Regions from separate parts of the Homo sapiens genome. Here all the other regions are linked to region 5. A link is a loop called in an ENCODE intact Hi-C map of the cell type or tissue named here. Cell type or tissue: heart right ventricle. All regions are shown on one strand. Each heading gives the region's core, and the rest is flanking DNA. Links, peaks and the distances in the headings are about the cores only.

Region 1 (5,147 bases), core at 1,148-5,147, 93 kb after region 5:
TGTTAAAATTTGGAAAATACAAAAAGGTATAAAGAAAAAAAGAAAAGTCTCATGTAGTCCTGCAGCTTGAGAAAAGCACTTTTTACATTTTGATATTTTTCTTTCCCACCTTTCCAAGATGCATTGGTGAATACTTTTGGAAATGTGGTTGGGATATACACAGTTTTAGATCCTGTTGCTTTCACTGAACATTAGATTTGAAATTTTTCCATGCCATTAAATATTATTTTACAATATCATCCTTCAGTTACTGCGTGAATTTTCTGTTATATAGATTTACCAAGATTTAGTTTTTTATTGGTTTAAACAGTGCCGCGGTGAGCATCATGATTATTTTCACAAAATAAATTTTTTTGTTTTGTTTGAGTCAGGGGTCTCACTCTGTTGCCCAGGCTGGAGTGCAGTGGCATGATCATGACCCACTACAGCCTTAAACCCCTGGGCTCAAGTGATCCACCTGCCTCAGTTTCCCGAGTAGCTAGGACCATAGGCATGCGCCACCACCCCTAGTTAATTTTTTTGTAGTTTTTGTAGAGATGGGGGTCTTTCCATGTTGCCCAGGCAGATCTTGAACTTCTGGCCTCAAGTGATCCTCCCACCTCACCCTCCCAAAGTGCTGGGATTACAGGCATAAGCCACCACCCTGGTCCACAAAATAAATTTCTAGAAGTGAAATTGGTTTGCTGATTCATTGCCTAACCTGAGCACTGTCTCTGTTCTCAGGGTACAAGCTTTAAAGTCCCTTTCTCTGCTTAGAGTTCCAATCCCAAGTGAATTCTCCCATCACTCCGTGCCATGGCCCTTGCAGCATTGTGCCATAAGCCGCTCCCAGGCAGCAGGAGGTCGGGAATGCTTAGGGTCCTTGTCACTGCATGTCCAGTATTGCACGGATCACACTGTGCCCTGGTACCCTTGGTGACTCCTTTCATTGAGAGCCGTCTCAAGATCCTTTTGGGGGAATTGCATAGCCCAGAAGTTTTCTCTTAGGTGAATAAGCCCTTACAACTCTCATTGCAGTGGGAAGATGCCAGAAGTGGACTATGTAGTTCTGTCGGAATGGTTTGACTGGATCTTGAGGAACATGGACGTGTCTGTTGATTTGATAGGTGAGATGCACCCCTCCCACCTCCCTCTCTTGTCTCTCTCCTGGGTCCCTTGAGGATGTGCTTGGCTGGGCCCCAACCCTTGGGGGCAGTGGGTGAGGCACTTGCCCTTGGCAGTTCCTTCCCCATGGGAGTTCAGCTTTCTCCCTGAGGGCAGACAGAATTCGGGACTTCTGGTCTCTCATGGAGAAGAACCCTGGCCTTTGTTCTTTAAACTTCCCTCCCTGGCTCAGCTACTTTCAGACCCAAATCCACTGTGATCTGATGGGTTTTTCTAGTTTGCAAAGGAACAGGAAGGACAGAGCCTGAACATTCACTGAGACCTGCTGGGTGTGAGGCCTGTTTTGAGCTCTGTCTATGAACAGAATCCCATTCAGCCTCAAAACGACCCCACGGGGCCGCTGACACTGAAAGAGAATGAAAGTCGAGGCGGAGGGTCAGTGGTCAAGCCAAGAGCTGGCCCTCCCTGCTTCCTGCTCGAGCTGTGCAGACCTTCCTCCCGCCTTTGCCTGTGTGCCTGCTTTGCTTCCAAGCCATGAGCAGAGTCCTGAGAGCCACGTATTCTTTTAACCTCAGTTTACCTTCGGACCAATCCTGAGACTTGTTACCAGAGGTTAAAGAAGAGATGCAGGGAAGAGGAGAAGGTCATTCCGCTGGTAAGAGGCCTCTTTGACTTGGTTAAAGACAAACTGGGAAACCACCTCTGTCCAACCCGGCTTCCTCTCCCGGCCCCACCCCCATGAGATCATTGTGCCCTTGTTTGCAGAGAGAGAACAGGAACCAAGTGTATCAGAGGGTGAACTCTGACTTCCTGTTTGGCCAGAGACCCACGTGGATGTCCAGATCTGCTTGGCTTCCTGTGGTCGCTGACTCACAGTTTGGCAACCCTCCTGCTTGGAGGCGTTCCCCTCCCCTCCCCACCTGCCCCTCCCCATCTTGGCAGCACCAGGGCTTGTCTGTTCTGCCTCCTGAAGATTGCCTGGCCTTGTGCTCTCTGTGTCCTCCCTAGAATGCGAGTTCCAGGAGGGCAGGACCCAGCCCTCTTGTTCACTGCTGCATCCCTAGTGCTTAGCACAGTGCCCGGCACGGAGGCGGTGCTCATGCTTAGTGGTGTTTGCCCACTGGAGAGATGCCATGCCCTTCTGAGTTCTGCTCAGGCCACACTGACTCTCATGGGGACTCTGCCAGTATAGGCCCGGGCTGTGCATCTCGCCCTGGCCCTTCCCTCCTTGCATCTCCCTTCAAAATCTGGCCTCCAGGCTGCCGCCCGGCTGATATTTCCAATACTCATCACCACTCGTGCAATTTCCCAGCCCAGAACCTTTCAGTGCCTTGCTGCTGGCTAGAATGCAGTCCCCACTTTGTAATACGGCTTATGACCCGGCCCCAACTGCCTCTCTGGCGTTATCATCCTCCATTCCCTACTTTCTATGCTCTGGCTATAAGGAACTAGTTGTGGCCACACACAAACAACCACATACACAGTGGAGTTATGCAAATGTGCCTTTGCACAGTCGTTTCCTTTGTCTTTAAAGTGTTACTCAGATGTCACCTCCTCCAGGAAGCCACCCCTGACCTTCCTTCCATTGTAACCCCCCCCAAACCCACCCCCTGGCTTTCTGTGATCATGGGCCTTAGGACAGCATACTGACACTATTTGTTTATACCTTTGTTCCCCATCCCTCACTAATGTGAGCTTTTTAAGATTGGGTCTTATTCCCTCCGTGTCCTCTGCATGTGCCTTGGGGCCTGGTGCCTAGTAGTTGCTCAGTTAGTATTGAACTGAATGTCCCATGTGAGAAGCTGCCACTGGAGGGAGACAGAGGCTGGGCAAGCATTCAGTGGGGTGTCAGGGGCTCTGAGCTCAGGATAGGCTGGACTGGGGGCCCTGGGAAGCCTATCCAACTCCTGAAATCCTGCTCAGCCTTGTTTTTCCTTGGTGCCAGCACGATGCATTCCTGCCACGAGGGCCCAGGCGTCACTCTGGGCAGCTCCTTTGAAATCTTGGAGACAAGAATGCTAGGAAGATGGAATGTGGTGGAATGGGGCCAGGCTGGACCATGCTGTGATGCGCACAGCAGCTCTGTGCAGTGACCCAGATGCTCCCCAAGCCTGGGGGCCGTCCAAGCCGTGATCCAAGCCATTGTCTTAAGGGTTTGACCAGGTCCATGGGACACATCTGGCTCCTATTGCCAAGGGAGAGCTGGGCAGGAGATGTAAAGGCTGCTGCAGAGTTGACACGCGAGCCTCTGGGATGGCGAGTGGAATCTGTGTGAGGAGCCATCCCACTCTGTGCCTGGGAGAGCACGAGTATCTGCTCTGCCTGGCATGCAGGCCCCATGGCTCAGGAGGGCCTGTGCCCCTTTTCCCTTGGGCTCCGCTGCATCAGGCTTTCTGCAGTTGGTGGTCTTTATAGTCTGGAGGGTCTATAGGTTACGAGTTGTTGAGGGGGTAGAAGGGCAATGGGTGAGGGTCACAGTCCTCTTGGTGGCAAGACAGAGCGGAGGGTTTAGAGGCTGCCCAGGGCTGGGCCCCTGCCTGAAGGAACTGAGGCCCTGCTGCTGCAAAAGTGGCAGTAAATGGGAGAAGCCAGGTGTGGGTCCTGCCTTTTTTTTTTTTTTTAGTATTTATTGATCATTCTTGGGTGTTTCTCGGAGAGGGGGATTTGGCAGGGTCATAGGACAATAGTGGAGGGAAGGTCAGCAGATAAACATGTGAACAAAGGTCTCTGGTTTTCCTAGGCAGAGGGCCCTGCCGCCTTCCGCAGTGTTTGTGTCCCTGGGTACTTGAGATTAGGGAATGGTGATGACTCTTAATGAGTATGCTACCTTCAAGCATCTGTTTAACAAAGCACATCTTGCATCGCCCTTAATCCATTTAACCCTTAGTGGACACAGCACACGTTTCAGAGAGCACGGGGTTGGGGGTAAGGTTATAGACTAACAGCATCCCAAGGCAGAAGAATTTTTCTTAGTACAGAACAAAATGGAGTCTCCTATGTCTACTTCTTTCTACACAGACACAGTAACAATCTGATCTTTCTTTTCCCCACATTTCCCCCTTTTCTATTAGACAAAACCGCCATCGTCATCATGGCCCGTTCTCAATGAGCTATTGGGTACACCTCCCAGACGGGGTGGTGGCCGGGCAGAGGGGCTCCTCACTTCCCAGACTGAGCGGCCGGGCAGAGGGGTCCTCACATCCTAGACGATGGGCGGCCAGGCAGAGACACTCCTCACTTCCTAGACGGGGTGGCAGCCGGGCAGAGGCTGCAATCTCGGCACTTTGGGAGGCCAAGGCAGGCGGCTGGGAGGTGGAGGTTGTAGCGAGCCGAGATCACGCCACTGCACTCCAGCCTGGGCAACATTGAGCACTGAGTGAACCAGACTCCGTCTGCAATCCCGGCACCTCGGGAGGCCGAGGCTGGCGGATCACTCGCGGTTAGGAGCTGGAGACCAGCCCGGCCAACACAGCGAAACCCCGTCTCCACCAAAAAATACGAAAACCAGTCAGGCATGGCGGTGCGCGCCTGCAATCCCAGGCACTTGGCAGGCTGAGGCAGGAGAATCAGGCAGGGAGGTTGCAGTGAGTCGAGTTGGCGGCAGTACAGTCCAGCCTCGGCTGGGCATCAGAGGGAAACCGTGCAAAGGGGAGAGGGAGAGGGGGAGGGGGAGGGGGTCCTGCCTTTTGCCTTGGCTTTGATTCAGGCGCCAGGGGAAGGGCCAGTGTTTGTGCCCACGAACCCCCAGTGGAGCAGAGCAGGGTGGCTGGTGACACTTGTGCTGTTTTGCTCAGCCTGGCCACCGAGTGTGTGGCTGCGTCTGCCGCTGTCCACTTGAGCCAGGTTTGCTCTTGCAGGGTTCCTTTGTCTGAGTCACTGCCCATGGTCATTGACTACTTTGACCCCCTCTGCTTGACACCCTTGGTAGGTGGGGTCTGCTCTGTCCACTCCCGACAGACTGCTTGTGTTTCCCTGGCAGGAATACCTGGAAGCAATTCACCATCTCCATGAGGAGTGGCTCATCAAAGGCAGCCTTTTCCCCA
Region 2 (4,000 bases), core at 1-4,000, 130 kb before region 5:
ACCAGAAAAAATGAGGGAGCTGGAACGGAAGTGTGAGTAAAATATAATTTTCTTAATTGGGAAGTTCACGAGTCTCTTTAGATGGTTTGAATCACTTTCCTTTTCCCAATCCTAGAGGCTTCCCTTGCTTCGTGGTTTTGTTTTGTTTGCACCATTTATTTCAGAGTTCCTCTTGTAAACTCAGTAGTCAAAAGTATTCAAAGCAGTCTTTAACTCAAGTGTCACAAGTTGAAGAAAACAAATCAATATTTATTATCTTCATTGGTTTCCGTTTCAAATAAGAGTTCTTCCCTCACTCCCTAAAATGTGTTAAGTTCTGTGGATCTCTGTGCTTTTCTGTTACTCTCTGTCTGCTGAGTTAACATCAGAGGATGTGAGGGTTTGCTGTGGTCTCTGCAGCTTGAGTTTACTGCCCTGGAATTCCATTAAGGCCCTATGGACCCTCGTGTTGGCAGGCTTAGAGGAAGTCCTAAGAAAGACAAAGCTTTCAGCTCCTTAGTTCATTTTGGAATCCAGCAAAATACGATTTTAGTTAGAAATAGGAGGGTCTTTTTTTTTTTTTTTTTTTTTTTGTAATTAACATGAAAGGTTATTTTAAGACTAAGGACATCCAAGCCCTTTTGACAACAAAGAACTTTCAAATTAAAGGAAGTTTGTTTGGGTTTTTTTTTCCTTAATGTGGTTCAGAAGCTTGTTTTTCCTTTCCCTTGCTTCTGTGCAGTTACATCATCTTCTGTCCACTTGCCAGGGAAATGGGAGGGGCAGGGGCTGGAGCCATGGCAGCAGCAGCAGCCGTCCTGGCCGGGGCAAGCTTGACCCAGCCTGGCGTATTTTCACAGGATGACATCACCCCCTCTGGTGAATTAATGAGGGCTTCTCGGGCATGGCACACGGGATCTTCACACTTACTGGCAGAATGGTTCAGAAATTTTGATGCGCTTTTTAAATCAAGTTTCTCGCAGTGTGTTTTCTGTCCAGTACTTCATCTTGCTTCTGTCCCACGTTGTCTAAAACAATGAGTTTAACATTGTATTCTTCGGTTTGTTGTGCATGTGTATATTTCCCTGGTCACCCGCATGTGTGCTACTGTGATTGTTATGCAGCTCAGCTCATGTGTCTTCAACCACTGACCTTTCTAGATAATGCCTCTTTTTTCCTGAAATAGAGCCCTTAAGGACAACTTCTCTGAATAGTTCTGAGTCTGAAGACCTGCTTTCATCCACTGCACAGACAGCTTTGTACCCAGATGAGTGGGCTAATGTACTGGTGACTTCAGTTCTCTGAAGCTGTTTTCTTAGAGTGATAACCTTGTAGAGATCTGTTAAGACAGAAAAGAGAGAGATTGAGCCAATATTGTTTTTTCCCAGATAGGGAAAGTGTCTGCCCTATACTGTACCAGGTACCAGGTTCTAGGTGCTGGAGACACAGTAAATAAAAGGCCTGCTTCTGGGGGGCTTAAATTTCCATGAAACACTGAATTTATTTTGTGATTTAGTCATTGATGGCTGTTATTTAGGATTAGATTCAGCTGCATGTGACATAAAACCTGAGATAACATAATGGCTTAAACAAGACTGAGGGTTATTTCTCTCCTGTAAATGAAATCTGGAGGTGTAGGTAGTTGAGGACTGGAAATTAGAGCCCTGGGAAGACAGCTGGAGGACCTTGCTCCTTTGTGCTTACTGCTTTGTCATTTCTAGGGTGTGGTTCTCTTCCTCCTGACTGAGAGCTCTAGCCTTCACATCCGTGTTCCAGTCAGCAGGATGGAGGAAGAGAAATGCAGGGCTGCAGGGGCTGCTGTCTCTTAAGGAGGCTGGGAAATGTAATCTTTACTTTGGGTTGCCATGTGTTCTAAATATCAAAGTTCAGTTTGGTTATAAGGAGGAAGAGGAGAGAGGACACCGTAGGGCAGCTAGCAATTGCTGGAACCATGTCCCACGACTCTGGTTGGTTTTCCATTGGCCTCTCTGCTGTCACCACCCCTTCTCAGATGTTTGGAATGGTAGCCACGTCTTTGTGTTGTATGTTGGAGGAGCCTTTGTTAGTACTGGGTTTAGGCTACATTTTAATAAAGCAGTTGGCTATCCTCTTGCCCAGAGGACTCTTGCTTTCCAGATTAATTGGACTCTAGATGTTATATGGAAGGAGTGAAGGGCTGTTATTCAACCTGGTTTCCAGTCCAACACCAGTCTCCATTCTTATGATTTTGGAAAGCTGCTCCATGGCCGGCCAGTCTCTTTTAGGGTTAGGTTCCCAGTGGTTTTGTGTCTGTGGCAGCTGTTTGGCTGCAGGGATCATCTGAGTGAAAGGGAAAGCATCCCCTATAGCCACCAGAAGGTGGCGCTTTTTTGTACTTTAGTCTTCTCTTTCTTGTTTTATATATGGGGCTTTTCTTATGCTTATGTAGGACTATGGGGTCTTCTCAGGACTGTGAAACCAATAAATGAGGTAGGAGGGAAAAGTTGAGAGAGAAGCAGCAGCAGCAGTGAAGATGCTCTGTGATCTTCTTGTACCCACTCCCATCTGATTCCAAAGGGAAGCCCCAAGTGGGCTGATGTCCCCTGCTGTGAAATACTCACCATCTGGAGAGAAATTGTTAACACTGCAGTATGTGTATACCCAAGAAAAAATGCACGTTTTACTATCCAACTTACATGGTCCTTCCTCTTTTTAATACTGCCTTTTCACTCATGTTATGTATATTTGCTCTGCTTTCCAAATTGCTTTCTAAAATGCTAAGTTGGCCAGGCGCAGTGGCTCAATGCTTGTAACCCCAGCACTTTGGGAAGCTGAAGTGGGCCAATTGGTTGAGACCAAAAGTTTGACACCAGCCTGGGCAACATGGCGAAACCCTGTCTCTAAAAAAATTTAGCCAGTCATGGTGGTACATGCCTGTAGTCCTGGCTACTCGGAGGCAGACAAATTGATTGAGCCCAGCAGGTCGAGGCTGCAGTGAGCCATGATTGTGCCACTGCCCCGCAGCCTGGGCAACAGAGCCAAGACTCTATCTCAAAAACAATTAAATAAATAAAATAAAATGCTAAGTTATTTAAAAATGTGAATTTCCTATTGTTGGGCAGCCACAATTAAGTCATTCCTTTAGAGCGTGAATAATCTAGGGCTTCTGAACTATTTTCTCCTCATGGCACAGGTAAAAAACAGCAGAAAAGTTTACAGTGCACGAGGTAATGGGGTGGAGGTTCGTGGAGCCAGCTGTCTGAACTTCCTGCCTCCACCTTCCAACCGTAGCTTAGCTTACCTGTGAGCCCTTCCAGGCTCTGTGCTTCTCACTGTCTGGGAAGCCCTAGTTGAGTGCCTCACGAGATCTTCGGGCATTAGATCTTGCCCAGTTAAGCCATTGTATATTTTATTGATTTGAAGATTTGTTAAAAGTGCTTTTAAAGAGAAAAATGTGAGAATATTTGATTCCTTTAAAGACCCTTCAACAACCACATGGAGGAGTTCTTCTCTGTTTTTATCCAAAATGGAGTATGGTTTACTTGACTAGATTATTTGTATTAACAGTGAAGTATTTGTGTGTGTGTGTGTGTGTGTGTGTGTGTGTGTGTGTGTGTGTGTGTGTGTTTGTTTTTTTTTGAAACAGAGTCTCACTGTCACCCAGCCTAGAGTGCAATGGCACGATTTCGGCTCACTGCAACCTCCACCTCCTGGGTTCAAGTGATTCTCCTGCCTCAGCCTCCCAAGTAGCTGGGATTACAGGTGCCCGCCACCATGCCTGGCTAATTTTTGTATTTTTAGTAGAGACAAGGTTTCACCATGTTGGCCAGGCTGGTCTTGAATTCCTGACCTCATGATCCACCCGCCTTGGCCTGCCACAGTTCTGGGATTACAGACATAAGCCATCGCGTTTAGCCTGACAGTGAAGGTATATGAATGAGCTTAATTAAAGAGATGCTGTAGGCCGGGTGCTGTGGCTCACGCCTGTAATCCCAGCACTTTGGGAGACTGAGGTGGGTGGATCACAAGGTCAGGAGTTCAA
Region 3 (5,221 bases), core at 529-4,528, 120 kb after region 5:
CCACTCTCCGCCTGACCCTGCCCCAGCACCTGCCCTGACTCACTGCCCAGCTCATTGTCTATCTGTGGCTTGGGGTCATCGCTCAGACTGAGATCTGAGGGGTAGGGCCTGTCCCTGTCAAGGGAACATGGCAGAGGCTGCTCGTCTGTGTGTCTCCAGTCCTCCCAGCCTCCTCCCCTCTTTTCTTTGCAGAACCCATTCCAGGAGAGATGAATGTGGCTCCTCCTCTTCCACCCTCCACAGAGTGGCAGGCAGGGAGGGGAGATGGAGGCATGGGAGATGTGCAAGGGCTGCTTTGGCATGACCCAGGCTCAGTCAGCCAGAGACCGTAATCCTGGCTGGGTGCGGTGGCTCACACCTGTAATCCCAGGACTTTGGGTGGCCAAGGCAGGCAGATCACCTGAGGTCAGGAGTTCAAGACCAGCCTGGCCAACATGGTGAGACCCCGTCTCTACTAAAAATACAAAAATTTAGCTGGGCGCAGTGACATGTGCCCGTAATCCCAGCTACTCAGAATGCCCGTAATCCCAGCTACTCAGGAGGCTGAGGCAGGCTAATCGCTTGAACCTGGGAGACGGAGGTTGCAGTGAGCCGAGATCGTACCACTGCACTCCAGTGTGGGCGACAGGGTGAGACTTTGACTCAAAAACAAACAACAAACAAACAAACAAACAACAGAGACCCTAATCCCAGCCATTCAGAGAGTCAGGGATGAGGACATGTCTGGGCCAGTTTTCTCTGAGACTTGGTATTTGCTCTCTGGGAGAGAGAGGATCTCTTTGTTTTGGATTATGAACCAACCAAAGTAGACTTGGGGCTTCCATACTTTTGTTCTGATGGGAGAATGAAGGCACTGTGGTGGACAGCAGAATCCAGAGAGAGATGACATACCTGCCCATATTCCCGGACTTTCTGGATCCAGCCATGCCTGACTTGGACAATTCAGTAAGTATTCTTCCTTGCTCATGAAGATTCAAGTTGGGTTTCTGACTCTTGCAGTTGGATAATGAGGCTCAGAGTGGCAGGGAGTGGAGGGTCCTTTTCAAGGGATGCTCTTCTACTCCACCACACAGTTCAGATGGTGCCAGCCTTGGGGTGGGCTGTGGACCAGGCAGCCACTGGCAGTGGAAGAGAGACAGGCAGCCCCAGGCCCCCAGGAGTCATGCTGGTGAGATGGTCAGTGGTGGCATGGCTGAGGTGGGGACGGCAGGGCCTGAGGACCTGCAACCTTGGATTTCTTGGAGACATGTTGGGCTGGCACAACTGGGCTGCCACCCTGGGGGTAAAGATCTGCCCAGCCCCCAAGCCCAGAGATACCCGGCCTGATCTAGGCAACCAGTCCTGGGCTCCAGAGAGTTCCTCTGGCCCCGAGGACGTGCAATGTGGGGTGAAGCAAAGCAGAGACCAGGACAGAAGATTCACTTCCTCAGACGATGAAGCTTACTGTCTCTCCACCGCTCATGCCAAGAGCCTGGACATGCAGGTGGGCATGGATAGGAACAGCTGAGTGGGAGTGTCAGTGGCACTGGAGTATGCAACACCAAGTGTGTACGTGCACAAGCTCTAAGTGAGAAGGGCACTAGTGTGTGTGCACCAAAGCTGTCTGAGCAAATGTCCACGAAACCACAGGAGGTGGAGCTGAGGGATGCTACATGTGAGTGTGTGCCAGGGGTATCTCTAGGAACTTGGGAGGGGCCCCAGTGTGTGTATGTGCATGTGGGCTTGGCCAGTGTGACAATGGATGTTCCTCGTGGTGGCTGTGAACAGCCTTACTCTGTATCAACCCTCCTTCCGCCCTCTTCTGGGCGATGCCTGTTGCTTGTGTGTGGCAGCAGCTGCTGGAGCCCTTTGCAGAGACCTGGGACCTCACCACACCCATACACGGGGACCCAATGATGGCTCTTGTGGACTATCACGATGGCGTCATCGCCAGCACGGTGACTCCCCTGAAGACTTTTTTCTGGCCAGAGGAGCCCATTTGGCCTCCACAAGGGGCAGGAATGAACATTCTCCAAAGGGCAGCCTCCAAAAATGTCTGCTGAGCATCAGGGTACAAACAACCCGTCTCTCCCACCTGAGGGCGGGCGTCACTTTGAGGTGCGTTCTACTCTGTGTCTCAGAGTCACCAGTGGGACTGCGCTCAGTGGCCTGCAGTGGTGACCTGCTTGGTGACCCCCTCACTGGCTTCCTTGCCTTTCTTGTTTCCTGCCTCACTCCATCTGGTACTCCTGGGAACACTTCCCTAACCAAACTCTCACCCACATCCTCATCCCAGGGTCTGGCCCTGGGGCCCCTGTCTCCATCGTCCTGTGATGCAGCTTCACCTTCCATCTCCTTGGGCCTCTGATGAGCCCAGGTACCTGGGGTGTTCTCCTTGGCCCCTGGCACAGACAGGCGGCATCTCCTTAGGAATGTGCAAAGGACCTTGAATGTGGTGCCATATGTGACACACCACAGCATAGGGCATGTCGTGGATGGAGGAGCAGGAAAAGCCAAGAGCGTGACAGTCCCAAAGGCCTGTGGGATCCTAAGTCTTTGTGGTGGGAGCTGGGTGTCGGTGTGGGGTGGTTTCGGTTGGGGGCAGCACATGGCTGGACACCATCACTGTGGAAGTTTCTGCATTCATTCCCAGGAGGTGGAGCCCCAGAGCACTGAGGTGGCACCAGAGCCATGCCTAGTGATGTTCAGAACAGAGGGCATGCAAAATGATTATTTTGCTTACAGAGAGGGGGACATAAGTGTCAGGCTTTGTCCAGAGAGTGATGCTGGCGGGGCGGGGGTGAGCCCCAAAAATGGAATACTTGAATGGGTTCAACCTCATAGAACATCTCAAGGGTGGAAGAAAAGCCCAGGGTTAAAATGACGGGTTTTGTCTGCAATTATGAGTGCTGGTGGGTATTGTGTTTCAAGGTGAGAGGAGGGGCTTCCTCATTCTTCAGGGCCTGACTTGTTCACTTTGAGCAGTGGCAGCAGCGAGCCGGCAGGTGGCAGTGTGGGCTCAGGGTGGGGGTGATAGGCGCAGCAGAGCCAGCCTTGGCCTGTCCAGCAGGGACGTGGGCTGGAGAACCAGAAGGATGAGCCTATCTCGTGGTCTTTCCCCCCGCTGCACCCTCCTTCAGGATTGCACCCCACTTTCAAGGCACTTGGGGTCTAAGACTATATTAATGGACTATTCGAATTTTGGATTGCACCCCACTTTCAAGGCACTTGGGGGCATCTAGGACTATGTTAGTGGGCTCTATTGGAGTTCTGGTGGGAGGGAAATGTGACAGAGGAAGGGGCCCAGGCTCTGTCCGCTAAGAGATCAATAGCCCAAGCCATGGTGTTGTGGAGGGCATGGAAAGGAAGAGGGGAATTCCTGCAGAGGGTGAGACAACAGCTCATTTCAGTTTCATTGCCACTTTCCTCTCTTTCCTGGTGGTACAAGCCATCAGGGTGCTACAAGCCAACTCCTGTTAGAGTAAAACGTGTAGTCTCTGAAGTTCCTAGAGTCAGGTCCTGAAGTTGATGGCCCATCCTCATGACGTTACACCAGCCATGTCTCAGAGAAATGATGCCAAGTTTCAGTGAGGTTAAAAAAAAAAAAGCAACTCCTGTAAGGCACTGACTATCCAAATATCCACATCAACAGGAAAATGACAAGGCTTCAATGGTGCTTAATCTTGAGAGGTAATGAATGGGTAGAGATTGCTAGCCGGAGGTGTATTTTCATTTTGTTGCTATTTAGTGTTTCCTTTTCTTACAAGTTTCAGAAGGTATAAACCCTACTCGGGAGGCTGAGGTGAGAGGATCGCTTGAGACCAGGAGTTTCAACTAGCCTGGGCAACATAGTGAGACCCTGTGTTTACAAAAATTCAAAATCAAAAATTAGCTGGGTATGGTGGTGCATGCCTGTAGTCCCAGCTGCTTAGGAGGCTGAGGTGGGAGGATCACTTGAGCCCAGGAGTTCAAGGCTACAGTGAGCTATGTTCATACCATTGCACTCCAGCGTAGGCGACTGAGTGAGACCCTGTCTGAAGAAAAAAAGAAAAGAAAAAAAGGAACCTTATGCACTCTCTGAAAGTGTTACTTCTTGCTACATTTTATTGATATTATGTATTTATTTTGAACACAGAAAAGATACATTGTTGCTTATTCATTGCCTAGTCCAGGAACAAGAAAAGCTATTCAGCTCCATCTTTCAAACACTGATGAGTAGGTAGGAATTTTTATCCCTTTTTTTCCCCCAGCACTCTCTGGAATTGCAGAAGCAGGATGTGTTTCTTAAAAGAGTCTCATTCCTGGACTGCATTTTAAAGGCTATACAGTACAACAGACAGATATTTTTTGCCTAGAAAACAGTACACCACTAAGGTGGTCAGAACTGCTTGTAAACAAGTCCCTCCCCCAGATGGAGTCTGGGGCTCCAGGAGGCTGCACGCAGGATGCTACAGAACTTCTGGGTGGATTCCTTTCAGCTCCGCACCAGAAGAAATGCTATCTCTACAGAAAATAAAATTCAAGATTGCCATCCTTGCCACTCCTCTGCTTAAGAAAGAGATTACTAAATAGTCTTAGCCCTTCATTGGAGGAACAGAAATGTGGGGAAGCAGGATAGGGTGCTGTTTTTTAACGACGAGGGACAAGAGGTGGGAGGGAGGCAGAGTGATGGCCGCTGGCGATGCTAGCAGGGACACTGCTCAGAGATGCTTGGCTGCCACCCTCTGTGGGCTGGGTCTTCAGGAATCACCTCTGTTACCTGCGTGGTCTTTGATGGAAATCGCTGGGGTTTCTTGGTCAAGATCTGAGCCAGCCTTTCTGCAGCCAGGCTGACCCTACAAATCCCCTTCTGTGGCAGCAAGGCTGAGTAGCCTTCTGGTCCTCTTGTGGTGGCAAGGTGGTATTTATGGGGAGCATATCCCCTTCATTTTGTCTCTGCAAACACCCACGTGGGCAAGGCCAGAACACAGCCACTCACCATCCCCAGCTATGAGCAGCCACCTAGAAGGACAGCACCAGCTCCGGGGTCTGGCTCTGACCCATTCGCGTGCAGGCCACAGTGGTCGGCCAGGCAGGGACTGAGGGAGGGGCCACTTCTCTGCCTCAGAGAGGTGCCCAGGCAGCACTGTGGTGAAGCCACCTGGAGAAGGGCAATGGCCTCATCTTCCTTGAAGACCCTTAGTCCTGGGCAGTGGCTGGACTGATGAGGGAACCGCCGCTGCACACCCACGGAGGGCCCTGC
Region 4 (5,221 bases), core at 550-4,549, 88 kb before region 5:
CACCATGTATGGCTAATTTTTTTTTTTTTTTTTTTTTTTTTATTTTTAGTAGAGACAAGGTTTCAACATGTTGGCCAGGCTGGTTTTGAACTCTTGACCTCAAGTGAACTGCCACCTCAGCCTCCCAAAGTGCTAGGATTACAGGCATGCACCATGGTGCCCTGCCTCCTTTGCCATTCTTTATCCCAACAGTTTAATGCCCAACCCCACCCCCTCAAAAAAATCCCTGTAACTGTCATTTCACTGGGATTTTGGGAGAAAGCAGAGGCAAGAGTCTACATCCAACCACTCAATGTCACCACCGTCTAGCACCATTGTCTATCTCAAGTTCTTAGTATATTGCTTAATCCATAGTAAGTGCCCAATAAATATTTGTTGATTTAGGGTCAGTCCTCTATATCTGTGGTTTCTGCAGCTATGGATTCAACCAACTGCTGATAAAAAAAAATTTGGAATAAAATAGGCTGGGCACAGTGGCTTATGCCTGTAATCACAGCACTTTGGGAGGCCAAGGTGGGCAGATCACTCGAGGTCAGGAATTCAAGACCAGCCTGGCCAACATGGCAAAACCCCGTCTCTACTAAAATCACAAAAATTAGCCAGGCGTGTTAGTCGGTACCTGTAATCCCAGCTACACAGGAGGCTGAAGCATGAATAATTGCTTGAACCTGGGAGGTGGAGGTTGTAGTGCGCAGCAATCATGCCACTGGGTGACAGAATGAGACTCCGTCTCAAAAAAAAAAATTATTTGGAAAAAACAATAAAAAATAAGCTGGATGTGGTGGCTCATGCCTGTAATCCCAGCACTTTGGGAGGCTGAAGTGGGAGGACTGCTGAGACCAGAAGTTTGAGACCAGCCTGGGCAACATAATGAGACCCCATCTCCAAAAAAAAAGAAAGAAAAAACAATTTAGCCAGGCATGGTGGTGGCATGCCTGTAGTCCCAGTTACTTAGAAGGCTGAGACAGGAGGATTGCTTAAGTCTAGGGGGTCGAGGTTACAGTGAGCTATGATTGTACCACTGTACTCCAGCCTGGATGACAGAGTGAAAAGTCTATTTTAAAAACAAACAAAACAAAACAAAACAGAAAAACAGGTGGGGCACGGTGGCTCACATCTGTAATCCCAGCCCTTTGGGAGGCTGAGGTGGGTAGATCACTTGAGGCCAGTAGTTTGAGATCTGCCTGGCCAACATGGTGAAACCCTGTCTCTACTAAAAATGCCAAAATTAGCTGGGCGTGGTGGTCCCAGCTGCTCGGGAGGCTGAGGTGGGAGAATCGCTTGAGGTGGAGGTTGCTGTAAGCAGAGATCTCACCACAGCGCTCCAGCCTGGGTGATGAGCAAGACTCTGTCTCAGAAAACACACACACAAAAAACCCCCAAACAACACACACACGCACACACAAAAATATAGATAAAAAGTAATACAGTAGAACAATTATTTAAAGTATACGAGAAGATGTGTGTAGGTTATATGTAAATACTACACCATTTTATATAAAGGATTTGAGAGCATCTTCAGATTTTGGTATTTGAGGGGGTCCTGAAAACAAGCTCCCTCTCTTGCCCCCATACAGAAGGACAACAGTATTAGAGTCACTGTCCTTCCTATCTTTGAAAAAGTTGAGGGCTGGGCATGGTCAGTCACACCTGTAATCCCAGCAATTTGGGAGGCTGAGGCAGGAGGATCCCCTGAGCCCGGGAGTTCGAGATCAGCCTGGGCAACACAGTGAGGCCCTATCTCTACAAAAATAATGATGATGAAAATAATAAATAACTTTTTTTTAAAAAAAGAAAAAGTAGGAACCTGGGCTCTGCCCACCAATGAACTGTGTGACCTTGGACAAGCTACTTCCAGTCTGCAGCCTTAGTCTCTTCTTCTGTAAAATAGAAATAACAACGATACGTTCTTCAAGCGCCTTGCTCAGTGCCTAGAACATGGCAAGCTCTCGGTATTTGTGGTTGTGGAAGGGTTCAATATCAAAGCGACACTTCTTAGTCAGTGTTTTACTTAGCTTAAAATTAGCCTTCACACTTGAATTGTAAATTGGTCCCTAATTAATGCCCTTCGGGGCAAAATCTGTGTTTAACCTTACTTTATGCGTAGACAGAGCTAGCAAAGCTTTTCAGCTGAGAGGAGAGGAACATGTCAGTCGCCTGGGTCAGGCCGGCGGGGACAACCTGCAGTGGGGCGGCTCCTCACCCTGCCCCGCCCGCCCCTGGCCTCGGAACCGGTTTGTTCCAGGCGCCCAGCGTGAGAACACAGGCACTTACCCACCTCTCGTCGGCCCAATAGTCTGAGTCAAGCCCACCCTGGCCACGCACCGTTCCCGGCACCCGGGTGGCGCAGCCCGTCTCTGTCTTTACCGAGAAGCTCCCCACCCTATGCGTCGAGGACCCCACTTTCTTCAAAGGAGAACCTGAGGCAGCGTCTGGGAAAGCAACTCCATGGCCTCCAGGTCCACCTCGACCCTTTCCTCAGCCCCAAGACCCCGCTGCCTGAACCCCATCGCCCCGCGTGCCGGGATCGCCAGCGCCCACCAGCGGCTCCCGCCCCGGCTCTAGGCGCAGGTGGGGGCGGGGCCAGGGCGGGGCCTGAGGAGCCGGCGCCCCGCCTCGCCCCGCCCCTCCCCGAGGCCCGCGGCGCCGCCGCCTCCACCTCGCTCGAGCCGCGGAGCGCCTCCGAGCGGCCGGCTGCGGCCTGGCTCCGCCTCTCCCGGCCCGGCGCGCCCGCTCCCGCCTCCTTCCCTCTCCTGGCTCCCACCTCCCTCCCTTTCCGCTGCCGAGGCGGCGGGAGCCGAGCCCGAGCGGACCGAGCCGCAGCCGCAGCCGGGCGGCGGGCGAGAGGCGGCGGCGGCGGGCGGGCCGCGGGCAGTCAGTCGGGCGGCGGCGGCGGCGGCGGCGGCGGCGATGCGGCGGCCCCGCTGAGTCCGCCCGCTCCTGGCGCCGGGAGCCAGCCGCGCGAGGCGGCCCGGGCCGGGCGGCAGCATGCGGAGCGGCGAGGAGCTGGACGGCTTCGAGGGCGAGGCCTCGAGCACCTCCATGATCTCGGGCGCCAGCAGCCCGTACCAGCCCACCACCGAGCCGGTGAGCCAGCGCCGCGGGCTGGCCGGCCTGCGCTGCGACCCCGACTACCTGCGCGGCGCGCTCGGCCGCCTCAAGGTCGCCCAAGTGGTAGGTGCCGGGCGGGGCCCCAGGTGCCCGAGGGCGGCCTAGCCGCACGCCTCCCTCCCCGCCCCGCTGCGGGGCCTCCGCCGCGTACCCGCTTGCCCAGGCCGGAGCCCGCTCCTCGCGCCCCCTCTCCCTCGTGGGGTCCCGGGACCACTCTGCAGCCTTCTCTGGGGACCCCGCCTTCGGCCAGAGCCTGCCCTTCCCAGGCCGGCAGCCTCAGGTGTGCGCCTCCTACCTGAGCACCTGCCTTCGGGCCTACCTGTCCGCTCCGCCCTCGCTCCCGGGAGTCTGTGGCGTTACTGGGCTGGGTGCTGCTGGGAATCCTGCTGTCTCCTGGGTACAGCTGGTCTTAGCAACCTGTGGCAGGTTTTCCCGGCCCGCGCAACCTCCGGACGGTGCCTGTTTCTGCCTGCGGAGACGAGGGACTGTGGTTTGGTTCCCACTTGATGTCTAGCTGGGTGCCAGGCGTATATGGTAGGCGCTTAGTAAGTATTTGCTGGATGGAGGCAGGTAGCCCTGATGCAGTGGAGGAGCCCAGATATGCCCACAATTCTCTACACTGCAGAGGTTTGTGTCCTTCTAACCAAGAAGACAGACTTGGCATCCCGGAATCCACCGCCCAGCACGGTGGCTGGCACTGCCCAATTGGTACCCAGAGTTAAATCTGGGAGGGCAGCCAGTTTTGGAGGTAGCAGAAACAGAGAACTTTCTGTTGGACTTGTCTGTAGTAGAGCTCATTTCTCAGGGTCCTGTGTTTTAGCTTCCAGGGTGTTCTGGGCAGGGGCCTCTCAGCTCTGTTCCTGCTTTGTGGTTTTGTAACATGCCTCTGCGGGCAATTGCTTAGCTCTGTTGTGGGCATGCTCTAATTCAGAAAAACCCGTGTGTCCCCCCAACATTCTCTGTCACAGGTAGGCCTTCTGAGGCCACCGGCCTCAAAACTTTATAGACTTCTCATAGCCAGAGAAGCCACTTGTTCTTGTTCTCTCTCTCTCTCTTTTTTGAGACCGGGTCTCTGTCGCCCAGGGTGGAGTGCACTGGTGCGATCGTGGCTCACTGCAGGTTCGACCTCCCAGGCTCAAGCGATCTTCTCACCTCAGCTTCCCGAGTAGCTGGGACTACAAGCACGTTCCACCATGCCGGGTTAATTTTTGTATTTTTAGTAGAGATGGGGTTTCACCATGTTGCCCAGACTGGTCTCCAACTACTGGGCTCAAGCGATCACCCCTCCTTGGTTTCCCAAAGTGCTGGGATTACAGGCATGAGCCACCGTGCCAGGCCTGGTCCTCCTTTTCCTACTTGAGTGCATAAGCATTCCTTGGGAATAATATAATGTGTGGATACCCTTTAAATAAATGTCCTGGCGTTTGTAAATGACAGAATCATAGGCTATTTTATGTCTCTCTTGGGTGAAAGGCTTGTTCTGCTGACTGCCAGAGGGTATTTTTGAAGGGCTTTATGGAAAGAAAAATGGATCAGATAATCTGTCTTCAGAATTTTAAATTTACCTTATCTGGTAAACTGGAATGTTTTCAAAGATGCATTGGTTTTTAGTTTGGCGTTGCTGTTAGCAAAGAGAATGTAGGAGGTGAAGGGAGGTGTGCAATTGCCTTTTTTTTTTTTTTTTTTTTTTGAGATGGAGTCTAGCTCTGTCGCCCAGGCTGGAGTGCAGTGACACAATCTTGGCTCACTGCCACCTCTGCCTCCCGGGTTCAAGCGATTCTCCTGCCTCAGCCTCCCGAGTAGCTGGGATTACAGGCGCCCACCACCACGCCCAGCTAATTTTTGTAATTTTAGTAGAGACGGGGTTTTGCTGTGTTGGCCTGGCCAGGCTGGTCTCGAACTCCTTACCTTATGATCCGCCCACCTCGGCCTCCCAAAGTGCTGGGATTACAAGCGTGAGCCACCACACCCTGCCTGCAATTGCCTTTTAAAAGAGGCAGCTAGCCAATGTTTGAGTATGGGGTGCCAGCAGCCCGTACAGATAATTAGAAATGAATAAGAAAAGAGCAGGGCTTGGTCAAATACCTTGCTTTGTTTGCACTGTGGGAGT
Region 5 (5,221 bases), core at 479-4,478:
TTGCTACTTCCTGATGCTCATCCCCTCCCTGGCCAGCCTCTGTCTCTCAGAACCCCAGTCAGTCCCCATGAGCTGTCGCTGGCTCATGGCTGGGCTCAGGGCTGGGGTGTGGGCAGCCTAGTCCCTAAACCCCAGCTCTGTCCCTCACTCCGGTTCCTGGGCTGCACTCGTCAGATTTTGTGGGTTTTGCTATATTCAATTTTTTCCCCCCGAGATGGAGTCTCACTCTGTCGCCCAGGCTGGAGTGCGATGTCTTGATCTCAGGTCACTGCAACCTCTGCCTCCCATAGGTGATTCTCCTGCCTCAGCCTCCCAAGTAGCTGGGATTACAGGCGGGCACCACCATGCCTGGCTGATTTTTGTATTTTTAGTAGAGATGGGGTTTCACCGTGTTGGCCAGGCTGGTCTCAAACTCCTGACCTCAAGTGATCCACCCGTCTCGGCCTCCCAAAGTGTTGAGATTACAGGCGTGAGCCACTGTGCCTGGCTGCTATATTCAATTCTAACATATAAGTCAAGAATAATTTTACAGCAAAATAATTGTTACATATGTGAAACTCTCCAAATAGTAAAACAAAAAAAACAAAATAAAACCACCCAAGTTTCCACTGACGTTTACTAATTGGTCCCTGGGCTGGTTGTCTGGGATCACTTGCTGCGGGCAACTGGGAGCAGGTTGCAGAGCCTGAGGAAACCGCCTGGGAGCTCTAACCTAATATTTGCCAAGGGACGGGATGGGATGAGTGGCATTCATTTTCAGCAGAAGGACGGTTTCTGGGATTCACAAATCCCCATGGCCCCAGCACCTGGCTGTTAGGAAACCAGTGGCTCTTAAGCCTAACCTACTGGTCCTGCCTAGGGAAGATCCCAACCACAGGGTGGGGCCTGCAGGCCCTTCCAGAGCTGCCCTTGTCTACCTGTCCAGCCACAGGCACTGCCAGCACAGGGGCACATCCGCCTGGTCCAGAGAAGCATCTCCCCAGGCAGAAGCGCCTGCTGTCTCTGCTCTCAGCCTTCTTCCCTACACCGGCCTGGTCTCTTCTGCCTGCACACTCCTCTACTGCCATCTGTCAGTACCCAGCTCTAGTGTCCCCTCCAGAGCCTCGGGCCAGCTGACACCCAGCGTGGGCCTGCTTTCAGCTACTGTATCCCTCCCTCTATCGGCTCCTGTTTTACTGTCGTCATTGCTGCCCCATCTGGCCCCTCCCCTGGTACGGGACACATCATCTGTCCCTTGCCACGGTTTCTGGGTCTGACTCCTTTCTGGGCTCTGAGCTTCCCAGGACAGGCCTGGATGGGTAAGACAGCAGAGGGGCTGGGTTTGGGGGATGGCCACTCTGGATCCCAGGTGGACAGGTGCCCGAGAGTGACTGGCTGCCCAGGGGGGTCGTCCAGGGAGACTTGCCGGCCTGGCCTGAGGCTCAGCCATGCCCACTGCTTGCCCCTCCTAGAAAGGCTGGGGTGAGGGTGCACGAGGCGAATGGGACTGGCTTTGGATCAGTGCTGCATGAGGGTAGGTGAGAATGGGCTGTGAAAACACTTCCTGCCATGGGGAGAGAGGAAATGATCCCACCCCAGCCTCAAACTAGCTGGCATCCCCGAGGGAGGGCAGGCCCCTGTTGCAGCACTGCTGGGGTGATCAGGGCAGCCGCTTACCTTCTGTCTTGTGGGCTGTGGTCTCATCTGCAGAGTCCCCTTGTTTGAGGAATTTGGCCACGTCGTTAAAGATCAGGTAGAAATCAGTTGCAAACACGATGGTAGCAAAGAAGCCAAACACCTGTGGACAGGGTGGATGGGATGCATCACAGGGCTGACTCCCTGCTCCGGGAGGCTGCTGCCCCAGCCTCACGGCCCATTTCAGATCTGCTTGGACAAACAGCCCGAGTGTCAGGCACAGACCCCTGTGAGTAACGGAAGTGGGAAAATGAGCTGTGAACTTGGTTTGACAAACAGCCTTTCAAAACCCCGGGTAGAGTCAGTCTTTAATGAGAGGACTTTGGAATCATCATCGGGACCCACATGAGACCCCAGGGGGGCCCCAGCAGGGAAAGGCTCTGCCCCAGGTCCCACCCTAAATGAGGGGCTAGAGGGGCATCTGCAGTTTCCAGAGGGGTGGGGCGGCTGCTCACCCCAGCGGCTTTGGAAGCCCCATCCGAGTACTTGGCGATGGCCGTGATGGAGATAGCAAAGTAGATGAGGGCCGCGGTGACACAGCGCAGGAAGTCCTGGGGAGAGAGGGGCATGCTGCCCTGAGCCCCTGGAGCTGAGCACAGCATGGGGAGGAGGCCTGGCAGCCTGGTCGTGTTCCCAGCCCCAGGCCTAGCACCTGAGGGCTCCTATCCCATCCTGGCCCCACCCACATGCCTAGGCCCTTGTCCCACCCCCGAGGTGCCTCTGCTGCCTTGCCAGCAGCTGACACTGCCCTATCCCGGGTCCAGCGGGGCTGCTGTCCTAAGCTCTGGGCAAAAAACTGTGTGGATCAGGGTGCAGCCTGCCCTGCGATGCGGTGGAAGCAGAAGTTGGAAACACCCCCACCTGCTCCCTTCCCGCTCTCCATTGGGGAGATCTGGCTCTGGGCCTCGGCTTTGTCACACTCTTGTGGCCGATCCATTCATGGACCACAGTTTCTGCTTATCCGTCCCTAAGATGGGGACACAGAGGGTGCAGCCCTCCTGAGGCAGCAGATGCTGGATATGAAGTCAAGAGACAAGGGTTCAAGTTGAGCCTTTGCTGCCCTTTCTCTAGGACACATTTCATTCAGCGAGGTCCACTGGGGTCTGGGCCCTCACAGGTGATAAAACGAGGTCAGGGTTGCCGATGGCTGAAGTCTGGGTAAGCCCTGCAAGTCCTCAGTTAACCTGTCCTGCCCACGTGGAAATGGCTTGAATTCCTGTGGCGGCAGCTCATTCCTGTAGGCCCGGTGGGGAGCACCGGCGCCACCTGGTGGCCAGAGACCCCTCTCCGGGTTCCCTGCCTCACAGACCTGCTCTAGAGGCACCACAGCCCACTTGAGGTCACAGGGCTGCTGAGTAGTGGAGCTGGGATGATCTGAAGCTGGGTCTCTCCATCCAGTTCTAACCAACTGCAAACTCCAGCACACTAGAGAAAGGATAAGGGCCCAAGTGCACGACTCTGGACTCCTCATCTGGCCACTTTGTGCAGGGCACCCCTCCCTCCTGGGGCCCCTGTCCTCACCATCATGGGCCAGCACAAGCCCTGCCACTTGTCATTCAGCTGCATGGCATCAGCAAAGAGGAAGTACAAGGCCAGCAGGAACTCCAGCAGAGGCGCTGTGAGGAAGGCAGATGCTGAGGACGCCACATAGCAGATAAAAGTGATGAATGAGAGACCCTGCGGGGAAGGAGTTTGAGGTGAAGTCAGAGCCTTTTCATGTTCCTTGTCCAGTGCTCCTCTGAGCCAGGCCCTGTGGTCAGGATAGAGGAGGTTCCAGCAGGGGAAGCCAACTGCTCACAGTCCCGCAGCTGGGAAGTGGCAGAGCCAGATTAGAATCCCAGGCCAAGCACAGTGGCTCACACCTGTAATCCTAGCACTTTGAGAGGCCCAGGCAGGTGGATTGCTTGAGCCCAGAAATTTGACCCCAGCTTGGGCAACATGGCAAAACCTCATCTCGGCAAAATATACAAAAATTAGCCGGGCATGGTGGTGTGTGCCTGAAATCCCAGCTACTTGGGAGGCTGAGGTGGGAGGATCACCTGAGCCCGGGGAGGTCGAGGCTGCAGTGAGCTGTGATCAGGCCACTGCACTCCATCCTGGGTGAGAGAGAGAGAGACCCTGTCCGCACCCGCCCCTACAAAAAAAAAAAACCCAGCATGGCCCAGGCTCACACCTATGCTGCCTCCCAGTCCTGGGCATGGCCCTGAGTCCTCACCTTACCCCACCCCAGCTCCCTGACAGGACCTAGTCAGAAAGCCCCAGCCTTCCAAGCACATGCACTCCACTCAGTGCCCTGCGGAGGGAAATCAAAGCGAGGCAGGAACCAGTTTCCAAAAAGTAACACCCAACACCAAAGACGTGTGCTCGTCACTGAATGTAGATTTCACCTTGAAAAGAAAAAACCTTGAACCTTAATGATATGCGTCCTGAAGTGTTCAGAGTTGAAATGTCCTGATGTCTGCAATTTATTTTGTGTTAAAAGATAAAATGCCTTGATGGACAGATAGATAAAGCAAAAAAATCTTTTGGAGTTTTAATGTATTTGCAAATTTTCATAATGATAAGAAAGGAACATCTAACAGAGGGTGCGTTGGCACTGACACCTCAGGCCCTGCTGCCTTATTCATACAGGGCCAGCTGTGAAAGGTGGGGCCAGCTGTACTTGAACTACAAGAATCAAAATGTTCACTGTGGTCTTGCCCACAACTCTGTAGGTGGGAAGAGCTGATGCAGGAGGATGTTGAGCCCTGGGCAGTCCTGCAGCCCAGGTACGCTGCAGAGCAGGCCAAGGTGACCTGTTGGCCAGCCTGGGGCTCCACAGTGCCTGGTACCCTGAGGCTCACGGGCATCTCCTCTGACCCTCACATCCACCCATGAGCACAGCCCCACTTGACAGATGAGAAGACTCTGTCACATGGCTAATCAGAGGCTACTAGAATTTGAACCCAGGGCTGGCTGACCCCCCAGATAGAGTTATCTTACCTCCGCCCCAGAGATGGAGTCTTGCTCCGTCTCCCAGGCTGGAGTGCAGTGGCACGATCTCAGTTCACTGCAACCTCCACCTCCGGGGTTCAAGTGATTCTCCTGCCTCAGCCTTCCCGAGTAGCTGGGATTACAGGCGCCCGCCACCAAACCCAGCTAATTTTTTTATTTTTAGTAGAGACAGGGTTTCACCATGCTGGCCAGGCTGGTCTCGAATTCCTGACCTCAGGTGATCCACCCACCTCGGCCTCCTAAAGTGTTGGGATTACAGGCATGAGCCACCACGCCCGGCCCAGGTAGAGTTCTTAAGCAACTTGGCCCTGTGGGTGTTGGGGAGGCCATCTGTCCCTGGTTTCTGTCACTGTGGCTGCGTTTGAACATGTCTATGGCTGAGTAGTTTCTAGTGGGTGCAGGAGTCCCCATGGGGACACCCAGATGCCCCACAGGAAGCACTGTGGCTGCTTCAGACAAATGAACTGCAGGGATCCCAGGGGGTCCCCAGAGCACCCCCATTTGCTCTGCACATGGCCTTGGGTGCAGCTGAGCCCCCTTTGGAAAGATAGAC
Region 6 (5,221 bases), core at 496-4,495, 260 kb before region 5:
GTCTCACTGTGTCACCCAGGCTTGAGTGCAGTGGTGAGATCTTGGCTCACTGCAACCTCCACCTCCCGGGCTCAGATGATTCTCCTGCCTTAGCCTTCCGTGTAGCTGTGATTACAGGCATGCACCACCACGCCCAGCTAATTTTGTATTTTTAGTAGAGACAGGGTTTCACCATGTTGGCCAGGCTGGTCTTGAACTCCTGACCTCAGGTGATCCACCCGCCTTGGCCTCCCAAAGTGCTGGGATTACAGGCATGAGCCACCATGCCCGGCCTATGCTTCTTTTTCTTTTCTTTTTTTTTGAGACAGAGTCTCACTCTGTCGCCCAGGCTGGAGTGCAATGGTGCAATCTCAGCTCACTGCAACCTCTGCCTCCCAGGTTCAAGCGATTTTCCTCCTCAGCCTCCCAAGTAGCTGGGATTACAAGCACCCACCATCATGCCTGGCTAATTTTTGTATTTTTGTAGAGATGGGGTTTCACCATGTTGGCCAGGCTAGTCTTGAACTCCTGACCTCAGGTGACCTGCCAGCCTTGGCCTCCCAAAATGCTGGGATTACAGGCGTGAGGCACTGCACCTAGCCTCTTTTTCCTTTGCAAAATCATTGGTAAAGAAAGACTATAATTTAAATATACCCATGCATTGCCTTCATTTCCAGGGTGCTAACAATGTATGGGTATTTCTGAGCCTGCTCCCTGACCCCCACTGCCTCCATGGGAAATACAGTTTCAAACACACTCATAGAAAGTCAAGCACTCTTTAATCAGCCATTAGCAACAATCAAACCCTATAAACCTTCACCTGAACAACCCAGTTCTCCATAGAAGTCTGAGAATCCAAACTGGGTATATTTTCTTCCCTGTTGAGGACCAGGAGGACACTTTGGCCTGGAGGCTTGTGTAGGAAGTGCACAGCCCATGACCTCTACTTTCCCCAAAGACAAGAGCCTCCCCTGGCACAGGGTACCCCATGTGATGTGGCAGTTTAAGAGGCTGGGCAGACACAAGAATCCCAGCACTGCCATTGGTCAAATGAGTGACTTGTGCAAGGAACCTCAACTGCATTTGGAGCCTCAGTTTCTCTATCTGCTGAATGGGGGCAGCCGTTCCCATGTATATTGTGGGGGCAGACCCTCCCCCAGCTGTGTGTTCACTGCAGAATGGGGGGCAGGGAGAAGTATGCAGAGTGCTGGAGCACAGCTGCCCTCCTTTCCTTGGCTCAAGAGCTATTTCTGTCTGAAGAACTAGGACCTGTCACTGTAATCAGGGCACCCCCATCTCCAGGCTATGCTGAAGACTGGGTCAACTTTATTTTATTTTTAAAAAAAAATTTTTTTGAGACAGAGTCTGGCTCTGTCACCCAGACTAGAGTGCAGTGGTGCAATTTCGGTTCAGTGCAACCCCCGCCTCTTAGGTTCAAGCTTCTCATGCCTCAGCCTCCCAAGTAGCTGAGACTACAGGCAGACGCCACCACACCGAGCTAATTTTTGTACTTTTAGTAGAGATGGGGTTTAGTAGAGATGTTGGTCGGGCTGGTCTTGGTCTCCTGACCTCAAGTGATCCACCCAAGTAGATCAAGTGATGGGTCTCCCAAAGTGCTGGGATTACAGGCGTGAGCCACTGCGCCCCGCCTTGGTCAACTTTTTTTTTTTTTTTTGAGATGGAGTGTAGCTCTTGTTGCCCAGGCTGGAGTGCAATGGCACAGTCTCGGCTCACTGCAACCTCCGCCCTCCGGGTTCAAGCGATTCTCCTGCCTCAGCCTCGCAAGTAGCTGGGATTACAGGCACCCACCACCATACCCGGCTAATTTTGTATTTTTTTTTATTAGAGATGGGGTTTCACCATGTTGGCCAGGCTGGTCTCGAACTCCTGACCTCAAGTGATCCACCCACCTTGGCCTCCCAAAGTGCTGGAATTATAGGCATGAGCTACCATGCCTGGCCTGGGTCAACTTTAATTTGGCTTTTTCTCACACCTTCAGTTCCATGTAACTGCCTCCAGGCCCTTGCCCTTGCTGTTCCCTGTTTGGAATGCCCTCTTCTTTTTCTTCTTTTTTTTTTTTTGGAGATGAAGTCTCGCTCTGTCACCCAGGCTGGAGTGCAGTGGCTCGATCTCAGCTCACTGCAACTTCCACCTCCTGGGTTCAAGCAATTCTCCTGCCTCAGCTTCCCGAGTAGCTGGGATTACAGGCATGTGCCACCACGCCTGGCTAGTTTTTTTTTTTCTTTCTTTTAGCAGAGATGGGGTTTCACTGTGTTGCCCAGGGTGGTCTCGAACTCCTAACCTTGAGACCTGCCCTCCTCGGCCTTCCAAAGTGCTGAGATTACAGGCGTGAGCCCCTGCGTGCTGGGATTACAGGCGTAAGCCACCGCGCCCGGCCCTCTGCCCTCTTCTATCCTTCATAGTTTCGGGGAGAAGTGCACGTCCTTTCCCCAGGAGTCCAGTGGTTGTGGCGCTGGCCAGCTGTCTGCTCCGTCCAGTGCCGGAGCTTCTAGCCAGCAGAAGAAGCAAGAGCTGAGGGCATCAGTGAAACAGGAGATAAACAACAGCAAAAATATTTTATATAGTTTGACAAGTAGCAACCTGCCAGGCAAACTCTTTTCCAGCACAGCCAGGCTCAGGCCCCGGGTGGTGGATCCCCGGCTAGGATGCACTGAAGACACAGCCGCAGCTTTAAACGTGGCCACCAGGGGGCGAGAACAGATTGCGGGAAGCACCTGAGCTTCTCATTTCCCAGAGTGGAGGGAGGAAGAGTGTGGAAGAGTGTGGAGTGTGTGTGTGTGTGTGTGTGTGTGTGTGTGTGTGTGTGTGTGTGTCTTCACTCCTTTTCAGGGACCTAGTGTGGGGCGGGGGGCTTTACTCCTTTTCAGGGGCCTAGAGCTTGCTCAGACTTCGTTCTGGGATAGACCAATCGTGGCCCGAGCAACTCCTGGCTGTGTGACCCAGAGCAAATGTCTTAATCAATTTGATCCTCAGTATCTCAGTTGCAAAATGGGAATAAGGCCGGGCACAGTGGCTTATGCCTGTAATCCCAACATTTTGGGAGGCCGAGGCAGGAGGCTCACCTGAGGTCAGGAGTTCGAGACCGGCCTAGCCAACCATGGCCAAGGTGGTGAAACTCGTCTCTACTAAAAATACAAAAATTAGCCGTGCGTAGTGGCAGGTGCATTTAATCCCAGCTACTCGGGAGGCTGAGGCAGGAGAATCACGAACCTGGGAGATGGAGGTTGCTGTGAGCCGAGATCCTGCCACTGCACTCCAGCCTGGGCGACAGAGCAAGACTCTGTCTCAAACAAACAAACAAAAATGAGAGAAAGAATAGTACCTATCTCAGAAGGTTTGGGGTCTTGGCTGGGCATAATGGCTCATGCATGTAATCCCAGCACTTTGAGAGGCCAAGCTGGGAGGATTGCTTGAGGTCAGGAGCTCAAGACCAGCCTGGGCAATATGGGGAGACTCCATCTCTACTAAAAATTTAAAAAATTAGCTAGGAGTGGTGGATACTCTGGGGGCTGAGTTGGGAGGATCGCTTGAGCCCAAGAGGTTAAGGCTGCAGTGAGCCATGATAGCGCCACTGCACTCCATCCTGGATGACACAGTGAGACCTTCTCTCAAAACATTAATTAATTACTTATTTTTTAAAAAGGTCTTGGGTCTGATTAAATGAGTCAGTTCATGGACTGTTCACTGATGGGCCATTCCACAGGCACATGGAGCATGTTCTCAAAGACACCAAAGGAAGGTGCTCTAAAACAATTTGTTACTTAACATTTTATTAAAACAAAAGCAACATGAGGGAAATCACAATTATGTTTACCTTCCCTGTAGTTACTTGTCAGTTCGGTATCATTTTGGACTATTTTTCTGTTTAGTGACATACTTGAGGACCCCGTCATCCTCTTGGTGTGTGACTTAAGTGGGTTTTCAGCCCACAGAGGTCTCCACAGGAGCTATAGATGACAGGGCCCCCACTGTCTGTTCAGGGGTGCAGTTCGTGGAGGGCCCAGAGCAGTTGAGCAGAAGAGGTCCATGCAGGACCCAGAGAAGTATAGGTTCTGTTGCATCCTCTGCAGAAAGCCTGGGGTCTTGGGCAGCAAGGCCCTTATAGGGTCCCCCCACCTTCCACCCCCAGAGACCAGCCTGCTCCCCCAGGATTTGGCTATGGGGATGCTGCACCTCAGAGTCCCTTGTCAATGTTCCCACCTGGGCCTCCGCCTCCTTCAGACCAACCCCAACACTTTATTCACTGCCCTCCTGGGGTGCACTTCCCCCAAGCGTAGCTTCTCCTCTCGTCCCCTAGGCTTGTTGTACCATTCTGAAGAGCATCTCGGGGAAGGGATTGTCACATGGATGGGGAGACCCCTGGCATTTGGGGTGGTCACAGGTGCCAGGATTCCTCCCCAGTTCCACACAACAAGGGATTGTTTGAATTCTTCCTGACCTTCGAGTGTCCCACCAGCATGTTCAGACAGGTGAACGATCTGTTTTGTTTTGTTTTTTGAGACAGACTCGCTCTGTTGCCCAGGCTGGAGTTCAGTGGCACAATCTTGGCTCACTGCAACCTCTGCCTCCTGGGTTCAAGCAATTCTTCTGCCTTGGCCTCCCTAGTAGCTGGGATTACAGATGTCCACCACCACACCCAGCTAATTTTTGTATTTTTAGTAGAGACAGCGTTTCACCATGTTGACCAGGCTGGTCTCGAACTCCTGACCTCGGGTGATCCTCCTGCCTCGGCCTCCCAAAGTGCTAGGATTACAGGCGTGAACCACCATGCCCAGTCTTGTTTTGTTTTGTTTTGTTTTGTTTTGTTTAACCAGGTCTCTACAGGTATCTGATGAACAATCTGTTTATCATCATTTGAACCTACAACCTTGCTCTGTTTTATTTGGAAACACAAAGGGATTTTTGCACAGTCTTAAAATGTAGAATATTTTCCAAGAATACAATTATCATGTGAAATGAGGGAAGATGGTACTTTGTGTTGAGAATTTTACCAGGAGTTATCATCATCTAGGAAACTCACACCGTGGGGGCAAAGAGACTCACTTTCCTCTGCCTGGTATGCATCTGAAGCCGCTATTTATGGAGCTTCAAAATAAGGTACAGGCTGGGTGTGGTGGCTCATGTCTGTAATCTCAGCACTTTGGGAGGCCAGTGTGGGAGAATTACTTGAGACCAGGAGTTCAAGACCAGCCTGAGCAACATGGTGAAACCCTATCTCTAC

Evidence for each region. A loop is a pair of places that touch in the nucleus more often than their neighbours do. Peaks named below come from ENCODE experiments on the same cell type or tissue, not always from the same donor. Only the 100,000 strongest peaks of a DNase experiment are listed, where the experiment ranks them.
Region 1: it touches region 5 in a loop (2.7-fold over the local background); 15 of 110 quality-filtered maps call a loop at or near these places.
Region 2: it touches region 5 in a loop (4-fold over the local background); 24 of 110 quality-filtered maps call a loop at or near these places.
Region 3: a loop joins it to region 5, with 2.0 times the contacts of the local background. A loop is called at or near these places in 40 of 110 quality-filtered maps.
Region 4: it touches region 5 in a loop (3-fold over the local background); 20 of 110 quality-filtered maps call a loop at or near these places.
Region 6: a loop joins it to region 5, with 22 times the contacts of the local background. A loop is called at or near these places in 74 of 110 quality-filtered maps.

The regions. Positions count from the first base shown.
Region 1 is chr16:66,513,748-66,518,894 of GRCh38, reverse strand. It overlaps TK2 (thymidine kinase 2), which reads left to right. Exons shown (of 10, transcript NM_004614.5): 7 at 1,018-1,106; 8 at 1,680-1,759; 9 at 5,084-5,147. Among named protein-coding and RNA genes, the nearest start is that of TK2, 34 kb to the left of the region's middle. In heart right ventricle, for the core only: a CTCF peak has its summit at 2,919 (motif pointing right); DNase peaks (open chromatin) are centred at 1,234, 1,884, 3,034 and 4,914; H3K4me3 peaks cover 802 bases; H3K27ac peaks cover 2,908 bases.
Region 2 is chr16:66,738,470-66,742,469 of GRCh38, reverse strand. DYNC1LI2 (dynein cytoplasmic 1 light intermediate chain 2) reads left to right here. Exons shown (of 13, transcript NM_006141.3): 4 at 1-32. Among named protein-coding and RNA genes, the nearest start is that of DYNC1LI2, 11 kb to the left of the region's middle. In heart right ventricle, for the core only: a CTCF peak has its summit at 2,338 (motif pointing right); DNase peaks (open chromatin) are centred at 779 and 1,773; H3K4me3 peaks cover 1,888 bases; H3K27ac peaks cover 3,430 bases.
Region 3 is chr16:66,481,670-66,486,890 of GRCh38, reverse strand. BEAN1 (brain expressed associated with NEDD4 1) reads right to left here. Exons shown (of 5, transcript NM_001178020.3): 5 at 4,058-5,221. LOC124903698 reads left to right here and starts at 609. Exons shown (of 5, transcript XM_047435016.1): 1 at 609-5,221. The coding sequence starts at 1,742. The coding sequence ends at 2,347. RefSeq lists a silencer at 1,872-1,941 and an enhancer at 1,754-2,734. In heart right ventricle, for the core only: a CTCF peak has its summit at 2,974 (motif pointing right); DNase peaks (open chromatin) are centred at 1,550, 1,830, 2,490 and 3,000.
Region 4 is chr16:66,694,293-66,699,513 of GRCh38, reverse strand. It overlaps CMTM4 (CKLF like MARVEL transmembrane domain containing 4), which reads left to right and starts at 2,771. Exons shown (of 4, transcript NM_181521.3): 1 at 2,771-3,174. The coding sequence starts at 2,989. RefSeq lists silencers at 2,129-2,208, 2,239-2,298, 2,539-2,878, 2,969-3,258 and an enhancer at 2,729-3,568. In heart right ventricle, for the core only: a CTCF peak has its summit at 2,497; DNase peaks (open chromatin) are centred at 2,673, 3,133 and 3,393; H3K4me3 peaks cover 2,274 bases; H3K27ac peaks cover 869 bases.
Region 5 is chr16:66,606,439-66,611,659 of GRCh38, reverse strand. It overlaps CMTM3 (CKLF like MARVEL transmembrane domain containing 3), which reads right to left. Exons shown (of 5, transcript NM_181553.4): 2 at 3,196-3,351; 3 at 2,130-2,225; 4 at 1,657-1,777. It also overlaps a transcript of CMTM4 not described here. Among named protein-coding and RNA genes, the nearest start is that of CMTM3, 4.3 kb to the right of the region's middle. RefSeq lists an enhancer at 1,849-2,660. In heart right ventricle, for the core only: CTCF peaks have their summits at 2,724 and 2,947 (motif pointing left); DNase peaks (open chromatin) are centred at 2,939 and 3,274; H3K27ac peaks cover 1,225 bases.
Region 6 is chr16:66,865,464-66,870,684 of GRCh38, reverse strand. The region is part of intron 1 of LOC124903699 (a long non-coding RNA gene); the gene reads left to right. Among named protein-coding and RNA genes, the nearest start is that of PDP2, 12 kb to the left of the region's middle. In heart right ventricle, for the core only: a CTCF peak has its summit at 2,656 (motif pointing right); a DNase peak (open chromatin) is centred at 2,684.